2 separate regions of the Homo sapiens genome follow, and region 1 is linked to region 2. Evidence: chromatin loops called from intact Hi-C (ENCODE). Cell type or tissue: Caco-2. All regions are shown on one strand.

Region 1 (2,500 bases), 99 kb after region 2:
GTTTTCCCTCATGATTCTCTCACCACTTTGCCTTTCTTGTAAATACACATGGGTAAAATATATAATACATAAAAATTAAATTATGCCTATATACGAATATATGTATTTTTTTTCAAGGCACAAACACTTTGCCTACATTTTTGCCCACATTATTCTAACTTCTTTCAGAAAATTACCTAGTTTAATTATCTTGTGTCATCTATCTTTTCTTTTTTTTTCCCCCATCAGGAAGACCCACTACGTTATCTGAGACAATGGCAAAAGCTGACATATGGCTTATTCGAAACTACTGGGATTTTCAATTTCCTCACCCACTCTTACCAAATGTTGAGTTCGTTGGAGGACTCCACTGCAAACCTGCCAAACCCCTACCGAAGGTAAACTATTACTGTTTGTTTTGTCTGCTTTGAAGTTTCAGTACGAATGGTTCTATATTCATTCAAAGTGTTTGACTTACACTGGAAGAAAGGTGGAAGTGGGAAGAGTAAAGCAGATACCAATTAGAAACTGACGTACATGTTGATACTATCACAAGTTTATGAATTTCATCATTATTACCAATAAAGAGGGATACTAAAGAGACTTTGAAAATAGGGTTGGTAAATTAAAGCTTTGATTATGCAACATATAAGAAGGTACTGGCCATTCATTCAAAGAATATTTATAAAGAGATTAGCACACACCACAGGTACGTGTATGGGACACAGTTTCTATCCCAACACACCTTACATTCTATTTTGAAAGATAGAATATATGCAAGTAATAAAAACTGTGTAAAAACTGTTATCTCCAGAGAAAAACCAATGCTAAGGAAGCATCCAGTGTAGATAATAGAGAGTATCCTGGAGTCACTGATATTAATAATTTAGATGAGAGCTGAACTATATGCAGGAATAGGTAAAAGAATGAAGAAGAGAAAAAAACACAAAAAGAAAAGCAGGTAAAGTGTTCAGGACAGTTCTCAAGACTCAAAGTTTAGTTTGCAAGGAAGATACTGAGTAAGAATCAGATGATGCTGATAGGCAAGATAAGAGCCAGATACTCCTCAGGAGTTGAAATATTTATTAAGCACATTTAGGGACTACTAAAAAGAGTTAAGAAAAGAAAATATGGGATAAGATTATAGTTTTTAAAAAAAGATTCCAAGATGTTCGATGGATTAAATTGTGGAAGGGCCAAACTAGAAAGAGCTGACCATTGAGGAAATTTTGTATGAATTCAGGTAGCAGATGATGGAAAAATGGACTAGAAAGTGGATAGAATTACCTATGCCTACTTTTACAGTAATATGACTAACTTCATATTGTGTTGTGTGGAAAAAAGTTAATACAAATAAACCACTTAAAATGTCTCTGGCATATAGTTAGTGATTCAGAAATATTATTTTGCAATTATGGTTATTTTTGTTATTACTAATACTATGAATTACTTAACATGTGTAAGTCACTTGAGATATTATTCCTCATTTAATAGAAACTAATTATTCAGCATTTCAAGATTATATTCTCTAACAAAGTCCTATGGTCTTCTATATGACAGATACCCTGTAGACTTGTTTAAAATAAGACATATCAGTTTTGACAGTAAGATGAGCAAAATGAAATTGTAAAATTCTACCACAAGTGACAAGGATCTTCATCAGTATTCTAACTTATAAGAAAATAATCCCTTACCGATATAAATGTGTGATTCTATTAGTATTTGCAGCCAGACCCAGTGTTCACTTGATTTTACTAAAGCATTTAAATCATTCTGCGTTGAGATCCCAGAGGTTTACATCTTAGCATAAACATACCCTATTAGAGCAGGTGTTTTCTGCCTTAAGACAAGCAACCCAGTAAAGCTTCCTGGGATAGCTTGTGTCTCAACATCATAAGTGCCTGAGAGAGAAGCACAGAAAAAATGAACAACGCATGTATAATAAAGACCAAATAATTTCTACCACTCGTATCTGAATCGTGCCCTCAGTTTACAATAATAAAAGAATTCTGTCATCATATAACATTATATTCTTTATGGAGGAATATAAGAATGTAATATATTTTAAATTGATATCACCCTTCTAAGAAATAGGTAGAAAGTAAGCATTTTTATTACATTATGTAATCTCTTAAGAGATAATTTTTGCCTACCTCCTTATTAACAGCAACATGAAACTGATATTTTATTCCATGGTTAAAATCCAATATCTATGTTGAATGCAAATTGTATGGGCTTTATATGGTAACTTTCTAAAGAGACAAAAGCTGAGATAAGACTAATGAAAATTCTGTCCCACCCTATCCTACTCTTGAAAGATTTCCCCACTCACATTAAGGGAAACTGACAGTGCCAGTAAGAGGGAGAAGAGAGTACGAGGTGTGGAAGGATAAGAAAAAGATTGAGTCGTAGTACATGTGATAATTACTAATACTAGCTGTTGTTACTAACTTGTAGAAAGCTTTGAATGCAAGTCAATGGTTGTGAAAGCCATTCTCTAATTGTTTATCATGTAAAATAA
Region 2 (2,500 bases):
CTGAGTCCTGCCTGACTGTTGTATCTTTTTGCTTTCTTTTCAACTTGGAAAAAGAAATAGTTACTTTTTAAAATTCAGAAACTCAGTTATGGTGTATTCTTACAAATTATTTTATATATTTTTCTTCAATTATACTGTGTCTTTACAACAATGTTAATCTAAGATAAAAAATTATCCAGTTTTTCTTTTCAGAAATTAATTTTTTTTGTATTATTTCTTTGAATGCCTTTTATTTCCATTTTTTATCTTTACTTCTGGAGCACCAGTTTAGTCTTCCCTATGATAAAGTATTTTGGTATGTTTTCCTCTCTTATTTCCTGTCTAATTGTTCTAATCAATTTTTACTATTATTAATTCATTGAGATTGCCTCCAATAGTTCACAAATTAGTAAATTTATTATTTTTACCATGAGCATTGCTTGCTGTTTCTAATTTCTTTATTAATTCTTTCAACTGTCATTTTTAACAACTTGTATCATCAGCTCACCTATCTCCTTATCACTTCCTCTTGCTTTGTAAGTCAATTTTGATATCATATTCATTACCCTCCCGCTATTATTGTATTTTGAATCTCCTCTTCTTTGGACTATATGCAATACCTAAATGCATTTTTAGTTTCTCATTTATTTTTCAATATGTGTAAGTGGTTATCAGGCTGTTATTTTTTCTCGGTCTTGGTGTTTGCTCTGAATTTGTGTGGGTGCTTTAAACTTGCTTTATGTTGTATTGGACTTAATTGTTTTCATGTAGAGTCCAAGCTTGAAGAATAGCTTTAATATTTCATTCACTTTTCCTGAAGGCTGAGATTCAGGAGAGGAGAAGGTAAACTCGGATGGAATTTAGTGCTTTTTCTTAACGGAAGTAACCTGCTTAAAAACATCTATTCAGTGACCTTTGCCAGGCATTTTAGACACGAGGGCTAATGTATTCATTTCAAAAAAGAAAGACACTCAACAGTTGGTTTAGATTCATACCAAGACTCAGCCCTGGTTGTCCACTTTTGCTCCCCATCCACATTCCAATTAATTGACTTTTATTAATACGTACATGTTGTATAAGTCATAATTTTAGAAATCATAATTCATGAGCTAAGTGGTGGGTTAGGAGCTTCAGCAAGGCTCAGTATGATCTTTTTTTGACTTTAATGACTAGTCAATTAGACTATTACAAAGTTGTTAGTTGCTGACAATTTTGTTCATTTTATTAATTATCAGTGTAGGTACAGTCTGTGATTCTCTTTAACTCTAATGCTTAAAATGATGGTTAAATTTTATTATTGACTTGAAAACTGTAAACCAAAAATAAAAATTCTAAGCTTCTCACCCAACCATCCAAATGGACTTCCTCCTCAGCCAGAGGAAGTTAAAATTTAACCTGAGAGTCTGTTTCAGGCCATGATGGGAAATGAGGGTCAAATATGCCTTAGTATACCTCTCTGGCATTAGCATCAACACAGACTTTCAGTCTGATAAGAAACGTTTCACAACCTATTCTCTCTGAAGCCTACTACCTGAAGGCTTCCTCTGCAAATAAGGACTTGGATCTCCACAATCCTTTATCTTAACCCAGGCATTCCTTCCCTTTGATCCCAGGTCTTTAGAGAAACTCAACCAATTGTCAACCAGAATATGTTTAAATTTACCTATAGCCTGGATGCACCCCCACTTCAAGTTGTCCCACCTTTCTAAACCAAACCAATGTATTTCTTAAACATATTTGATTAATGTCTTATGCCTTCCTAAAATGTAAAAACCAAGCTGCACCCCAGCCACCTTGGGCACATATACTCAGGACTTCCTGAGGGCTTTATCATGGGCCATGGTCACTCATATTTTGCTACAAATAAATATCTTCAAATATTTTAGATTTTGATTCATTTCATTGACAAAACTATTGATGCAAAAAAATGAGAACTATAAATACTGTTAGAAATTTCTAAATAAATGCCTAAAAATTATTTAATTTAAAGTAACTTCACTTTAACCCTAAACCAAATACCACCTCTGGGAACACAAGGTATAGTGTAGAGTATATATATGGATGTGTTTGTACTCCATTCTGTTATTCATTAAAGCAATTAATAAACATTAACAATTACATTTGAATAGACCATTGTAATTTAATTATTCAGAATATTTTAACATATCAGTCATAAAACATTAGTGTATAATAAAACATGAAATAATAAATTTATGAGCATGGTCTTTGTCCCACATCATTTATAGGAAAACATGCTTTCTTCTTCTTATTTTTTGATTCACATGTACAAATTTATTTATTGCCTAAAGTATATTCGGATGATCCATGTGAAATTACTTACTTATATTCTTTTTCACTAGACAGACAGACACACAAACACACACACACACACACACACTCAACACATGTAAACTACTCCTGCTGCTGAATCTAGTTGTACCATGTTCTCTTGTAAATGATGACCATGTTCCCCATTCCCCAGTCCTAACAATGTCCTGCCAACACCGGGACATCTCTGCAC

The links. Peaks named below come from ENCODE experiments on the same cell type or tissue, not always from the same donor. Only the 100,000 strongest peaks of a DNase experiment are listed, where the experiment ranks them.
Region 1: a loop joins it to region 2, with 7 times the contacts of the local background. A loop is called at or near these places in 1 of 110 quality-filtered maps.

Annotation. Positions count from the first base shown.
Region 1 is chr4:69,491,570-69,494,069 of GRCh38, reverse strand. UGT2B4 (UDP glucuronosyltransferase family 2 member B4) reads left to right here. Exons shown (of 6, transcript NM_021139.3): 2 at 229-377. Among named protein-coding and RNA genes, the nearest start is that of UGT2B4, 3.1 kb to the left of the region's middle. In Caco-2, no CTCF peak of the experiment used is centred here; no DNase peak of the experiment used is centred here.
Region 2 is chr4:69,590,516-69,593,015 of GRCh38, reverse strand. The region is part of intron 6 of UGT2A1 (UDP glucuronosyltransferase family 2 member A1 complex locus); the gene reads left to right. The region is part of intron 5 of UGT2A2 (UDP glucuronosyltransferase family 2 member A2); the gene reads left to right. Among named protein-coding and RNA genes, the nearest start is that of UGT2A2, 48 kb to the left of the region's middle. In Caco-2, no CTCF peak of the experiment used is centred here; a DNase peak (open chromatin) is centred at 1,485.